2 separate regions of the Homo sapiens genome follow, and region 2 is linked to region 1. Evidence: read pairs that join two places in POLR2A ChIA-PET (ENCODE). Cell type or tissue: GM12878. All regions are shown on one strand.

Evidence for each region. Peaks named below come from ENCODE experiments on the same cell type or tissue, not always from the same donor. Only the 100,000 strongest peaks of a DNase experiment are listed, where the experiment ranks them.
Region 2: POLR2A ChIA-PET joins it to region 1 with 11 read pairs; 5 of 35 experiments call an interaction of 5 or more read pairs at or near these places.

The regions. Positions count from the first base shown.
Region 1 is chr1:203,819,739-203,827,738 of GRCh38, reverse strand. All of the region lies in intron 3 of ZBED6 (zinc finger BED-type containing 6), which reads right to left. All of the region lies in intron 4 of ZC3H11A (zinc finger CCCH-type containing 11A), which reads right to left. Among named protein-coding and RNA genes, the nearest start is that of ZC3H11A, 28 kb to the right of the region's middle. In GM12878, no CTCF peak of the experiment used is centred here; a DNase peak (open chromatin) is centred at 3,158.
Region 2 is chr1:203,744,878-203,752,877 of GRCh38, reverse strand. No RefSeq gene overlaps it. Among named protein-coding and RNA genes, the nearest start is that of LAX1, 16 kb to the left of the region's middle. In GM12878, no CTCF peak of the experiment used is centred here; no DNase peak of the experiment used is centred here.

The sequences.
Region 1 (8,000 bases):
AACACACTAAGGATGTTAGGTATCCTTCCCAAGTCACCTTACTTTTTTTTTTTTTTTGAGACAGAGTCTTGCTCTGTCACCCAGGCTGGAGTGCAGTGGCGCGATCTCCGCTCACTGCAAGCTCCGCCTCCCGGGTTCACGCCATTCTCCTGCCTCAGCCTCCAGAGTAGCTGGGACTACAGGTGCCTGCCACCACACTCGGCTAATTTTTTTTGTATTTTTAGTAGATAAGAGGTTTTACCATGTTAGCCAGGATGGTCTTGATCTCCTGACCTCGTGATCCGCCCGCCTCAGCCTCCCAAAGTGCTGGGATTACAGGTGTGAGCCACCGCACCCGGCCAGTCACCTTACTTTTATAAAGGAAAATTGGGAGAAAAAAAAAAAAAAAGAATACCTGTGCATCTAGAATAGAATAAACTGCTGAATCATAGGATGTATGTCCTAGAAAAATATATACATTAGTTCTCCAACAGCTGTGTATAAGCAATGTTCACAGCAATATTATTTTCAATAGCTCTATAATTTTGCAAACCCATGTGTACATCAATACTAGAATGGATAAAGAAACTGTAAAGTATTCGTACAACAGAATATCATCTAGTAATGAGAAGGAATAAACCATTGCTATACTCAATGCCACAGATGTGAAATGAAAGAAGCCAGACACAAGAGTGCATACTATACCATTCCATTTATGAAAAGATGAAAACAGTCAAAACTTCTCCATGGTAGAGTAGTTGGGATGCTGATCAGCTTTGGGGATGTGGTTAGTAACAAGGGGATGAAGGGGAAGATAGATTACTGCTAATACTCTATTTCTTGAACTAGGTGCTGATCAAGTAAGTATAATCACTCTATGAAAATTCTTCAAGTTGTAAGATTACGATTTTGCACTTTTCTAGATACATTTTAATAGTTCAAAAAAGGGGGAAAAAAGATATGAGAAGTACTCCCAAAAACTAACTAACCTCCGATGAACTGCATTATGTCGAATCTCTAATCATCATAAACAGCCTATGGTTTAAAATTCCAGGAAAAAACACCAGCATTGAAATTTAAGAATATGGAGAAGAGAGACAGAGAAACAATAACCATTACAAAAAGATGCTTAAATGTATCAAAAAGGGCAAAGGTCAAAATCTACTATATTGAGAGAGTGATAAAATTCAATTATACACTGTTTTCAGGGACGTGGAAGAATCAGGCAGTCTCAAACACATAATGGAAATGTAAATTTGCTCCACATCTCTGAAAGGTGATTTGGCAAAATCAGTTTTTTAAAACTATGTTCTAAGTTTATGTCATATGCATAATTACCTATTAATATTTTTAAAGTATAATTTTTAAAAAGAATTAATTATTATTAATCAATATTTATTTATTAATTTTAATATTATTGATATTTTCTAAAAGTATAATATTTTTTAAAAGTATAGGCTACTGTGGGCACACTACCTATAGAGTGGCCCTGCTCCACAAGGAGCAGTAAAAATAAAGTAAAAATAAAAGTACAGCAAATACCGTTACTTTCAAAGAACTAGGAAGAATTTATTAGTCCTCTGTCACACCCGAAAGGTAGATGTAATAGCTACCACTGTTTTTTAGACAGGAATAACAATTATTCAATTCTTCCTTTCTCAAGGCAGAACCTAATGCCAATCTTCCTTGTTCCTAAGCCTACCTTTGCTTAAATTTTACATCTTTCCTGGAAGCAATTTTCAAATTACTGAATGACTTCTGTAACAGTATCTTCTATACACAGAAGTCACATGACATTTATTTGATCTGTTTAATACATTTGCTAGATTTTGTTTCTAATTGAAAAGTAATATATGTGCAACGAAGACAACTTGGAAAATGGAAATAAATGCCAATTATGCTATTACCCAGAGAATCACTTATTTTGGTATGAGTTTTTACTTGTAAAAAAAAAATCACAAGTGACTATATGCATACTAAAAAGAAAGGTATTCCATGTAATTCTGTACATTTTTCCTTAGTAATATCCTCCACATGCCAGGCGTGGTGGCTCACGCCTGTAATCTCAACACTTTGGGAGGCCAAGGTGGGTTGATCACCTGAGGTCAGGAGCCTGACCAATATGGTGAAACCCCGTCTCTACTAAAAAATACAAAAATTAGCTGGGCATGGTGGAGGGCGCCTGTAGTCCCAGCTATGCGGGAGGCTGAGACAGGAGAATCACTTGAACCCGGGAGGTGGAAGTTTCAGTGAGCCAAGATGGAGCCACTGCACTCCAGCCTGGGTGACAGAGTGAGACTCCACCTCAAAAAAAAAAAAAAAAAAAAAAAATCCTCCACAGTAATATTTCTCCTACATAATTATGTCTTCACATTTTTAACAGTAATACAGCACATGATCCAAAGATAAAACAGTTGATTCTCATTATTTGCAGTAGTTATGTTCTATAAAGTCACTTGGAACACTGAATTAGTAAATACTAAACCATTATTCCTAAGGGAAATAGAGTTGGGTTCCTGTGGGCCTCTGGTCACATTTTCATCAACTAATCAATACATAACTTTGTTTTGGGTGCATTTAATATTGTTCATTCATTAATATGAAACGCAAGACAAATAGCACTGTAACTCACACTTGAACAAAGCTTATCTAACATCTATTTTCTTTTTTTTTTTTTTTTTTTGAGACGGAGTCTCGCTCTGTTGCCCAGGTTGGAGTGCAGTGGCACAATCTTGTCTCACTGAAACCTCCACCTCCAGGGTTCAAGCAATTCTCCTGCCTCAGCCTCCCGAGTAGCTGGGATTATAGGCACGTGTCACCATGCCCGGCTAATTTTTTTGTATTTTTAGTAGAGACAGGGTTTCACCATGTTGTCCAGGCTGGTCTCAAACTCCTGAGATGATCTGCCTGCCTCAGCCTCCCAAAGTGCTGGGATTACAGGCGTGAGCCACCGTGTCCGGCCTAACAATCTATTTTCTCTATAAGACACATCACAGCTTTCTTCTACTCAGCAACACTACAAAGCACTTGAGCAATAGGCCTAGGAGCCATTTTAAGCAGCACCACCACCAACCAAAAGCCGTGGAACCAAATACATCATGAAAAGGACACTTGTTTACAGTATCAGAAGGAGGCAGAGCTCTGTTCCGCCTCACCTGGAAATGTGACTCAATTTGTGAACCAATGTGACACATGTCAGATGACTCAAATTTTTTGCTGCTCTGAACATGCCTACGAATGGCCAAGTACTGATTTGGGGGTTATAAATTTTAGCAAGTAGGCAAATTCGCAAATATGGAACCAATGAATAATGAAAATGAATTGCACACAGAAGGGGTACATGATAAAAAGACTCCTTCTCATCCCTGACACCTTCCCATAGCCACTGTTGTTAAGTTTCACCTTTATACTTCCAGAGATTTTTAAAATTCATATGCAAGTGAAAAACAAATATAAATTATTTTCCCTCTTTTTTTTTTTTTTTTAATTTTGAGATGGGAGTCTTACTGTGTAGCCCAGGCTGGAGTACAGTGGTGTAATCTCGGCTCACTGCAATCTCCACCTCCCAGGTTCAAGCGATTCTCCTGCCTCAACCTCCTGAGTAGCTGGGACTACATGGCTGCGTCACCACGCCCGACTAATTTTTGTAATTTGAGTAGAGACGGGGTTTCACTGTGTTGGCCAGCTGGTCTCAAACTCCTGACCTCAGGTGATCCAGCCGCCTCAGCCTCCCAAAGTGCTGAGATTACAGGCATGAGCCACGGCGCCCGGCTTCCCTCTCCTTTTTTAACCCACCTTGCTCTTCACCTTAGGTTTTTCACTTGACAATATATCCTGATTATTTCCGTATCAATAAATTAGTTTCCCCTTTAAAATTTTTTGTTAACAGCTACCTGGCACTCTACAGTATGAATGTAGTAAAACCTTATTTTAAATGAAGGATAGTTAGGTTATTTCCAGTATTTTACTATTACAAATTGCTACAATAAGCAATTCTGCACACATCTTATTTTGCAGGTAAATACCTATGTGTAAAAAGTATAAGTATTTAGTTCTTTCAAGCAATACAGCCAATAAGCCTCAGTGCAGAAAAGAGTTAGCATAGCAGCTCTTAGACTACTGTCCTTAGAAATGCCTGCTTGCAAGGCTTGCTCTTGGCTAGCATCTGGGACCTTGGCTTTTAGACGCTCCAAGTTAATTGGTAAGTGGGGAAGGGAGAAGGCTCAGTATGCCTAGACTGTTTGTACAAACAATATGGTTAATGCTGAACATCTGCCTTCCTTCTGGGAGTCTGGAATTTGGGTACATGTTTGGTAAAGAGTGCTTATATGGCTAGCACCAATGAAAATCCTGGATGCTGAGTCTCTAATGGATTTCCCTGGGCAGGAATACCACACATGCATTGCTGCATTTTCATGACTAGGAAAAGAGTGTGCTCTGTGTCACCCCTAAAGGGAGTGGGCATAAAAAAACAGGCACACGGATTCTTCCAGATTCCTCCAGTGTCTTTTTCTCTTATGATCTGACAGTGTCTTTACTCTATTGCTGCAATAAATCTCAACTCTGAATACATCCTAGAGAATCTCTAAATGAAGAGATGCTCCTGGAGACACTGCCATACCCTCCATAGGAGCTGTGCCAATATACACTCCACTAAAAATGTTACAACATTGACTTTTCATGTTATAACATAAAATATAAAAGTTGCAGAGTACTCCTTTATCAATTTATTTGATATCTGCTGCTATTTGCAAGATAGGTAGCTTAGAATGTAGTTAAGAGACAAGAAATACAAAACCAGACTGGAGTAGCTGACCCCAGGCACATGAACTGCATATTTAGTCTCACTCTAACAATTCAGTCCAAAGTCATTAGATGGGGTTGAGGGAGACAGGCATTCAGATGGGAGAAGGGAAGGACATGGTGGCCCAGAGCAGGGTATTGGAGTCTGACTGAGAATAGGAAGGTATCCACATGACCATGTGGAACTGGCATAGGGTGTTGGAACCCACGGAGGGTTGGAGGGTTAAGAGGACATGTGCATGAAAGGGTACCCTGACAAGTGTTGAGCCTGAGCAGGGTTAGCAATGTCTCTGTGCAGAAGAGATCACAATGTAGGATGAAGAATATATACTCATGTAGGGTCAGTCTAGAATGGCATCAAAGACCAAGTGGGGTTAGGAAGGCAGGGTATTCCCAAGGGAACCTGGTACAGAGTTGGAGTATGTGCGCAGGGTCAGGACAGCATCTCACATGTGAGGGCCGCTCAGCACAAAGTATCACAGCCCAAAGGTGTGAAAACAGTATCCATTATAGGGATCGTGTTGGGGGTCAAAAGTAGGATGTTGGGGTCCAAGCAGGGTGAGAAAGAGGTCCCTATGGTAAAGCAAGCAGGGAGGCTTAGCACAGAGTACTAGAGTTGAAACATGGTGAGAAAGGTGTCCTTGTGGAGAAGCTGTGTGTGTCATGTCAGAGCCTGAGAGGAAGGAAAAAGCTGTGACACAATATTGGTTTTTATACTAGTAGACTGATCAAATAAATAAAAGTATTATGAACAATGAAAACCAAGTTTCTCACTTCTGGAGAAGAGTTACAGGTATGGAAAAGGAGAAGTCTAGACTAAGTCCTGTGGCATTGATGAACTGGAAGCATCTATATGAACTCATAATTTGTAATACTATGTATCTATTATTAAATACATAGGGCCAGGCACGGTGGCTCACACCTGTAATCCCAGGACTTTGGGAGGCCAAGGCGGGCGGATCACGAGGTCAGCAGATCGAGACCATCCTGGCTAACACGGTGAAACCCCATCTCTACTAAAAGTACAAAAAATTAGCCGGGCGTGGTGGCGGGCACCTGTAATCCCAGCTACTCGGGAGACTGAAACAGGAGAATGGTGTGAACCAATGAGGCGGAGCTTGCAGTGAGCGGAGATCGCGCCACTGCACTCCAGCCTGGGTGATAGAGCAAGACTCCGTCTCAAAAAAAAAAAAACAAAACCAAAAACCATAATGATGTAAATGTCTGTTAAGTGTATACATTTATATATTCCTCAGCTCTGTCCACTGAGAGGACCTGAAAGTGATGACACTCTAGGAGCAGCCCAAATCTTAACTTCTATATACCATTATTCACTAAAAGAAACCAGGGCACCTTGGATAAATGGCCGAATACAGGGCTGAAGTAGGAAAAGTACAGGATGAGCCTGGAAAATCTTGTCAGGCCAAAAAGCAGAGATGCTCAAAGAATGATGGAAACATCAAAAGAACACAAAAATCAGTTTGAAAGGCTCCTACTTGCCAAATCTGGGTCAATCGGAGCATAAAAGTAATGATAGTAACAGAGTACGACACACTGATTAAAATAGAAAACCACATGTATTAGTCCATTTTCACATTGCTATAAAGAACTATCTGAGACTGGGAAATTTATTTAAAAAAAAAAGGTTTAACTAACTCACAGTTCTGCATGGCTGGGGAGGCTTCAGGAAACTTATAATTATGGCAGGAGGTGAACAGGACGCAAGACACAAACAAGTCTTACATGGCAGCAAGAGAGCGCGAGCAAAGGGAGTCCCACACTTTTAAACCATCAGATCTCACGAGAACGCACTCACTATCATGAGAATAGCGTGGGGGAAACCGCCCCCATGATCCAATCACCTCCCATCAGGTCCCTCCCTTAACACATGGGGATTACGATAGAGGTGAGATTCAGGTGAGGATACAGAGCCAAACGTATCACCACAAGTTTGCATTAATTCACATCAATAACGGGGAAAAAGTTGAAGTCTGATGAGAAACGGGGTAAAGGGTCTAAAAGTACCTCTCCACAAAATATTTATTAATTACAAAAAGAAAGCCTTTATAATGAAGCAATCTGGCAGATACCATCTTAATTGAGTGATCAAAGTTAACATCACCAGTAATGAGAAAATTAAAACTGTGTGCCACGGGATGATATGCAACAAAAATACCATTCGCCGGGCGTGGCTCACACCTGTAATCTCAGCACTCTGGGAGGCTGAGGCAGGTGAATAACTTGAGGCCAACAATTCGAGACCAGCCTGGCCAACATCGCGAAACCTCGTGTCTACTAAAAAACACAAAAAATTAGACGGGTGTGGTGAGGCATGCCCGTTGTCCCAGCTACTCGAGAGGTTGAGGCACAAGAATCACATGAACTCAGGAGGCAGAGGTCGCAGTGAGCTGAGATCCCACCACTGCACTCCAGCCTGGGTAACAGCGCGAGACTCTGTCTCAACTCAAAATATACACACACACACACATAATTTGTGATATTCCTGCTAAAGCTATATAATCTTAATTTAGTAATGAGGGGGAATACAAACAAACCCAAATTGAAGAACATTCTTAAAAACAATTTCCCTATAGCTACCATAAGTGTTAAGGGCAATGAAACGCAAGGCAGGACTGAGCAACTGCTCTCAACAGAAGGAGACAAAACTAGTCGTGACAACTATGTGCAACACTTGAATTTGGGCTTTTTTTTTTTTTTTCTTGAGATGGAGTCTCGCCCTGTCACCCAGGCCAGAATGGAGTGGCGCAATCTCAGCTCAGTGCAACCTCCGCCTCCCAGGTTCAAGCGATTCTCCTGCTTCAGCCTCCTGAATAGCTGGGATTACAGACGCGTGCCACCACACCCAACTAATTTTTATATTTTTAGTAGAGATGGGCTTTCACCATGTTGGTCAGGCTGGTCTCGAACTCCTGATCTCATGATTCACCCGCCTCAGCCTAGTAAAGTGCTGGGATTACAGGCGTGAGCCACTGAGCCCAGCCTGGACTTGCTCTTTCTAAAATAAAAGATATTAAAATAAAACTGGCAAAATTTGAGTGAGATCAAAGGATTAAACGATGGTAATATATCAATGTTAATCTTTTTAAAAAAATTGCTGGAGTCGGCTGGGCGCGGTGGCTCATGCCTGTAATCCCAGCACTTTGGGAGGCCGAGGCAAGTGGATCACCAGAGATCAGGAGTTCGAGACCAGCCTGACC
Region 2 (8,000 bases), 75 kb after region 1:
TTGGCCTCCGAAAGCGATAGGATTATAGGCATGAGCCACCGCGCCTTGCCCCCCACCCCGCTTTTTTTTTTTTTTTTGAGATGGAGTTTTAGTCTTGTTGCCCAGGCTGGAGTGCGATGGTGTATCTCAGCTCACCGCAGCCTCCGCCTCCTGGGTTCAAGTGATTCTCCTGCCTCAGCCTGCCGAGTAGCTGGGATTACAGGCGCACACCACCACGCCCAGCGAATTTTTTGTATTTTTAATAGAGACAAGGTTTCATCATGTTGGCCAGGCAGGTCTCAAACTCCTGACCTCAGGTGATCCACCCACCTTGGCCTCCCAAAGTGCTGGGATTACAGGCATGAGCCACCACGCCCGGCCTCCTCCCTGGTTCTTATTACCACTTGACATGCTGTATATTTACTTGTTTCTTTAAATTTTAAAATTTAATTTATTTTAATTTTTTAGCAATAGGGTCTCATTCTGTCCCTCAGGCTGGAGTGCAGTGATGTGATCATAGCTCACTGCAGCCTCGAACTCCTGGGCTCAAGTGATCTTCCTGCCTCAGCCTCCTGAGTATCTGGGACAACAGGTACACACCATCATGCCTGGCTTACTTGTTTGTTTCTCCTCCACAAGACTACATTCTAAGAGGTAAGGGACTTTATTCTGTTTATCCGCAGTGCCTGGCACCATAAATACTTGTTAAATGAGTGAGTGAGTGGATCAATATCCAAGGGGGAGGAGACAAGAGGACAAAAAATGACTAAAGAGAGACCTCTCACTGATCTTGGTGAGTGCAAGCTAGTTCAGTGCTAGATTTGATTTAGAAAAAAATAAGGAGGCTTGGTGTGGTGGCTCATGCTTGTAATCCCAGCACTTTGGGAGGCTGAGGTGGGCGGATCACCTGAGGTCAGGAGTTCAAGACCAGCCTGATCAACATGGTGAAACCCTGTCTCTACTAAAAATACAAAAAAAAAAAAACCAAAAAAAAAAAAAACCAAAAAAAAAAACAAAAAAAGAAAAAAAGAAAAAAAAAATTAGCCGGGCTTGGTAGCACACACCTGTAATCCCAGCTACTTGGGAGGCTGAGACAGGAGAATTGCTTGAACCCAGGAGGCGGAGGTTGTAGTGAGCCAAGATCCCACCATTGCACTCCAGCCTAGGCAATAAGAGTGAAACACCAGCTCAAAAAAAAAAAAAAAGAGGCTGGGCGCTGTGGCTCATGTTTGTAATTCCAGCACTTTGGGAGGCCAAGGTGGGTGGACCACCTGAGGTCAGAAGTTCAAGACCAGCCTGACCAACATGGAGAAATCCCATCTCTACTAAAAATACAAAAATTAGCTGGGTGTGGTGGCACACGCCTGTAATCTCAGCTACTCGGGAGGCTGAGGCAGGAGAATCCTGTGAACCCAGGAGGCAGAGGTTGTAGTGAGCCGAGATGGAGCCATTGCACTCCAGCCTGAGCAACAACAGCAAATCTCCCTCTGCAGGGGAAAAAAAAAAAAAGGAAACATATTTGCACTTTAGGGGTGTGGATAAATTTGTCTTTGTTGCAGATACAAGTGGCTGAGCCTGATGTGAAGCCTGCCGGCACATGTTCTGGTATGCAGTACACGTTCTATACACACACAATAATGCTACATTCCAGGGAGATAAAGCAATGAAAGAGAAATTTTATGTAGACATTCTTCAGTGGTTATTAATAGCAATTAGATGTGAGAGCAAGAATGGAAAGAGTGTCAGAGTTGGAAAGACCCTTAGGTTCCAGAGCAAGCTAGGTTCAGGGTCAGCATTACAACAGAGGCCTTCTAATTCCCAGACCAAGTTCTTTCCACGACACCTTGGATGAGACACCTCGCTTCTCCTCTCTGATTTTATGCCATTCCACTGGGTTAGATCTCTGCATTCCCAAACAACTGCTCTTTCCATCATAAATTTCAACGCAGAAGGTTATCATTCCACTGCAGAATCAGCTAGATAATAGTCTCAGCAGGCTAGACTACAGTCATTAAGCTTTGCTGAATTTTACCTGTGCATGCATTGATAATGGTAGTGGCAGATAATTGAGACAGGATCCAAGTTAGGCTTGCTTGTTTGCTTGAACACAATTTGTTATATTACCACTCAACTTTGGACTGTTTGTTTTGTTAATTACAATCATAGCATTTCAGAGTTGGCAGGGACTTTAAGGATGAACTAGGTTAGTGTTTTTTGTTTTTGTTTTTCTGAAATGGGATCTTGTTCTGTCACTCCAGCTGGAGTGGCCTCATCACAACTCACTGCTGCCTCAACCTCCTGGGTTCAAGTGATCCTTCCACCTCAGCCTTCTGAGTAGCTGGAACTATAGGTGTGCACCACCATGCTTGGCTAATTTTTAAAAATTAATTTTTTTTTTTGAGATGGAGTCTTGCTTTGTCACCCAGGCTGGAGTTCAGTGGCACAATCTTGGCTCACTACAACCCCTTTCGGGTTCAAGCAATTCTCTTGCTCAGCCTCCTGAGTAGCTGGGATTACAGGCGTCCACCACCATGCCCAGCTAATTTTTGTATTTTTAGTAGAGACGTGGTTTCGCTATGTTGGCCAGGCTGGTCTTGAACTCCTGACCTCAGGTGATCTGCCCACTTCGGCCTCCCAAAGTGCTGGGATTACAGGCGTGAGCCACCATGCCTGGCCAAAATTTTTAATAGAGATGAGGTTTCACTATGTTGCCTAGGCTGGTCTTGAACTTCTGGCCTAAATCCATCTTCCTGCTTTGACCTCTCAAAGTGCTGGGATTACAGGCCTGAGCCATTGCACCCAGCTGGTCAGTGTTTTAAAGTCATTTTTTAAAAGCTATAGCTGACCTGGAAGCCAATAACATTTTTTCTTTTTCTTTTTCTTTTTTTTTTGAGATGGAGTCTCACTCTGTCTCCCAGTCTGGGGTGCAGTGATGCAATCTCAGCTCACTGCAATCTCTGCCTCCTGGGTTCAAGCAATCCTCCAGCCTCAGCCTCCCAAGTACCTGAGACTATAGGCATGTGCCACCACGCCTGGCTAATTTTTTTTTTTAGTAGAAACAGGGTTTCACCATGTTGGCCAGGCTGGTCTCGAACTCCTGACCTCAAGTGATGTACCCGCCTCGGCCTCCCAAAGAACTAGGATTACAGGTGTGAGCCACCGTGCCTGGCCCAAAAACGTTTTAAAAATGTGCTATTTTTGTTGAACGCCTGTCGACCCTAAATTATCTCTCAGGAGTTCCTTTCTGATCTTCAAAATGTAATTTGAAAATGATGTACTTTAATGATCTCCTTGTACACATGGGAAATCAAGCTGGTCAAGAAGCAGAGTTGAGGTCAGGGCATGTGTCTCCTGCCTTCCAATCAGCTGCACATCAGAATCTTACTCTAATTTTGCCATTTTAGCTCCTCGATCAAAGAGTAAGCAGAGAAACATTTAAACGCCTTCCTTTCCTACCCGGTCAGCAGCAGCAGCTCAATTCAAAAGGTTTGATAGGAAAGATGTAGGAATTCTCTCTTTTTTTTTTTTTTTCGGAAAGAGAGTCTTGCTGTGTTGCCCAGGCTGGAGTGCAGTGGCATGATCTCGGCTCACTGCAACCTCCACCTCTCACGTTCAAGTGATTCTGCTGCCTCAGCCTCCTGAGTAGTTGGGATTACAGGTGCCTGTCACCACGACTGGCTAAGTTTTTGTATTTTTAGTAGATACAGGGTATTGCCATGTTGCCCAGGCTGGTTTTGAACTCCTGAGCTCAGGCAATCTGCCTGCCTTGGCCTCCCAAAGTGCTGGGATTACAGGCATGAGCCACTGCGCCCAGCAGGAATTTTTTATTTTTATTTTTATTATTTATTTATTTATTTATTTATTGAGACAGGATCTATCTTTGTAACCCAGGCTGGAGTGCAGTTGTGCAATCTCAGCTCACTGCAACCTCCGCCTCCTGGGTTCAAGTGATCCTCTCACCTCAGCCTTCAGAGAAGCTGGGATTACAGGCATGAGCCACCATGCCCAGCTAATTTTTGTAAGTTTAGTAGAGATGAGGTTTCACCATGTTGGCCAGGCTGGTCAGATGCAGGAATTCTTGACTTAAATAAAGGGTTTTGGATGATCATGGATATATTTGTTCTTCTCTTAAGCATGGTTAAAGGCAATCTGTAGGTACCAGTCCAGCTCTTCCCAGCCTTACTCCCTCTTTCAAATGAGTTATCATATATACTTGCTTTAAATAGGTGAAGACATGAAGATCTGGAGTTATAAAACACAAATCAGTCTTTCAATGCAGTCTTCCTGGGTCTAGCATAGCAAGAAAGCTTAAATCAATTGTGCTGTGTTTGGAAAAAGAATGTGCTAAAAGGAGATGGTCTATATGTCCTCTGTTATAGGAGACACCAGAGAAATCAAGTGATGCTTAAGCTTGAACACAGGGCCCAGTTCTATTCTAAAGTAGAGACAGGCCAGGCATGGTGGCTCATGCCTGTAATCCCAACATTTGGGAGGCTGAGGTGGGAGGATAGTTTGGGGCCAGGTGATTGACTCCAGCTTGAACAACATAGTAAGACTCCATCTCTTAAAAAAAATTACAGGCATGGTGGTGCATGCCTGTAGTCTCAGCTACTTGGAAGGCTAAGATGGAAGGATAACTTGAGCCGAGTCTAAGGCTGCAGTAAGCCTTGGTCATGCCACTGCTCTCCAGCCTGGGTGACAGAGCAAGACCCTGTCTCAAAAACAAAAAAAGGAGTAGGGACAGATATATGCCCTGTGAGTGTAATGGCACTAGCCACTCAGACAGTTCTATTATTTCCCCTTTGCGTAGAGTTCATGAGCAGAAGTTAAATTTCTGATTGTAATCTGGCTATCCAAATATGTAGATTATTTCAATTCTTTTTTTTTTTTTTTTTTGAGATGGAGCCTTGCTCTGTCACCTATGTTGGAAGGCTGGAGTGCAGTGGCGTGATCTTGGCTCACTACAACCTCCGCCTCCTGGGTTCAAGGGATTCTTCTGCTTCAGCCTCCCGGGTAGCTGGTATTACAGGTGCACACCACCACGCTCAGCTAATTTTTGTATTTTTAGTAGAGACAGGGTTTCACCATGTTGGCCAGACTGGTCTTGAACTTCTGACCTCAGGTGATCCGCCCACCTCAGCCTCCCAAAGTGCTGGGATTACAGGCATGAACCACTGCCTTCCGAGCTAGCATTCTTGTTTTGCCACCAGCCTTTTAGAAGGCAGCGGGAGGCCATTCTAAAGAGACTGATCTCTGTTTTGTGCATGTCTTCTGAGGACAGGGAGATGATGCTGGGCCAGGAAAGTATTATTTGAAAAGAGTCAGAGAAGTAAAGACTTGTTTATGATTGGTTGTACATCAGGACATAGGCAAGCCCAGAACCCAGAAGCTGCTACCTTTCAAGCTGAAAGCTTTCTGTCTATGAATCTAATAGGTCAGTACCTCTCATGGCTTAGGTTCATGGTGGAGGTAACTGGATGTTAATGATCCTGCACAGAAATGGTAACATGTTTACATGTATTATTTACAACAAAGCTTCACAATTATTTGTTGGTGAAGGACATGCCATTCTCATTCTCCTTCCTGCTTGTAGTGACAAGAAGGCCACGCTTTAACAAACCCAGGTCAGGGGCTGGTAAATATCTCACTGGAACCCAAGGAGTCATCTTCTTTGGATTCACCACAGAGTAGGTCAGGGAGTTGCCTGGTCATGTGTATACTTTGGGGGAACCAGGTGGGCTTGGTAGAGAGCTTCAAACTGATGACCGCAGGGAGACGATATGGACTAGTGGAGAAAGGGGAGACTCACAAACCATTACTGAAGATGGAGGGCAGGCTGGGCGTGGTGGCTTATGCCTGTAATCCCAGCACTTTGCGGGGGCCAAGGCAGGCGGATCACCTGAGGTCAGGAGTTCGAGACCAGCCTGGCTAACATGGTGAAACCCCGTTTCTTCTAAAAATACAAAAAATTAGCCGGGCATGGTGGCGCACGCCTGTAATCCCAGCTACTCGTGAGGCTGAAGCAGGAGAACTGCTTGAACCCTGGAGGCAGAGGTTGTAGTGAGCCGAGATCACACCATTGCACTCCCACTTGGGCAACAAGAGTGAAACTCCATCTCAAAAAAAAAAAAGAAAAAGAAAAGATGGAAGGCAAAGCTATTATTCTTTTCTAGAACTGGGGTAAGGGAAAAGAATGGAAGAACAGAGTATGCTCTTTTCCATACAGTGACCTAGGTCCAAGTTGCTGAGCTGGCCTTTACATTCTCTTGAGCCAACACCTTAGGATATAGTGGTCTCTGCCAGAATGATACGTAGGAGGTTCATTCTTCACCATTCCTTACCATATCCTGGGGTTAAGAGACGTGGATCCTTAAGATCCTCTGTTTGGCATGGCAGAGAGGCACAGATCTATGGTCCAACAAACACAAAGTGGGGGTGAGAGAAGAAATAGAGGGCCAAGCTTTAGAAAGGACCGTATAGGGGTTCATATGTGTTACATCCTTTTCAGCAAGAGTATTTAGGAGGGAAACTACAATGGAAAAAGCAGACTTTCTTTTCTTTCTTTTTTTTTTGAGACGGAGTCTTGCTCTGTTGCAAGGCTGGAGTGCAATGGCGCGATCTCGGCTCACTGTAATCTCTGCCTCCTGGGTTCAAGCAATTCTCCTTCCTCAGCCTCCCGAGTAGCTGGGACTACAGGCGCATGGCACCATGCCCAGATAATTTTTGTATTTTTAGTAGAGATGGGGTTTCACCATGTTGGCCAGGATGGTCTCGATCTCTTGAGTTTGTGATCCACCCACCTCGGCCTCCCAAAGTGCTGAGATTACAGGCGTGAGCCACTGTGCCCAGCCTATTTTCATTTTTGTTTGTTAAGTTCATTATTTATTCTCCATCCCCTATTTTAAAGAAACTAAGTGGGCAATGTGTTCAATGCCTGTGGAGAGCAACCTAGGACAGAAAAGAAAAGTGGGGATAAGATCTCAGATCATTTAAGTCTTTTTCTTTTCTTTTCTGAGATGGAGTTTCACTCTTGTTGCCTAGGCTGGAGTGCAATGGTGTGACTTCGGTTCACCACAACCTCTACCTCCCAGGTTCAAGTGATTCTCCTGCCTCAGCCTCCTGAATAGTTGGGATAACAGGCATGCACCACCACGCCCGGCTGATTTTTGTATTTTTGTTTGTTTGTTTTGTTTTTTTTGAGACGGAGTCTTGCTCTGTTGTCCAGGCTGGAGTGCAGTGGCATGATCTCGGCTCACAGCAAGCTCCGCCTCCCAGGTTCACGCCATTCTCTTGCCTCAGCCTCCCGAGTAGCTGGGACTACAGGCACCTGCCACCACGCCCGGCTAGTTTTTTGTATTTTTTAGTAGAGATGGGGTTTCACTGTGTTAGTCAGGATGGTCTCAATTTCCTGACCTCATGATCCGCCCACCTTGGCCCCCCAAAGTGCTGGGGTTACAGGCATGAGCCACTGCGCTTGGCTGAATTTATTTTTTGTAGAGACAGGGTTTCTCCATGTTGGTCAGGCTCGTCTCGAACCCCTGACCTCAGGTGATCCGCCTGCCTTGGCCTCCCGAAGTGCTGGGATTATAGGTATGAGCCACTGCGCTCGGACCTTCTTTTTTTTTTTTTGAAATGGAGTTTCACTCTTGTTGCCCAGGCTGAAGTGCAATGGCGTGATCTTGGCTCACCGCAACCTCTGCCTCCCAGGTTCAAGTGATTCTCCTGCCTCAGCCTCCGAGTAGCTGGGATTACAGGCATGTACCACCATGCCTGGCTAATTTTTGTATTTTTAGAAGAGATGGGGTTTCTCCATGTTGGTCAGGCTGGTCTCGAATTCCCGACCCCAGGTGATCCACCCATCTTGGCCTCCCAAACTGTTGGGATTACAGGCGTGAGCCACTGCACCCGGCCATAAGTCTTTTTCAACCAGGGCTAGATCCTCTTTCAGAGCCAGACTATTAAAATAGCCAGGAGAGTTTGGGGCGTTCTTCAATGTCATGCTTTTCCTAAAGGAATTTGGG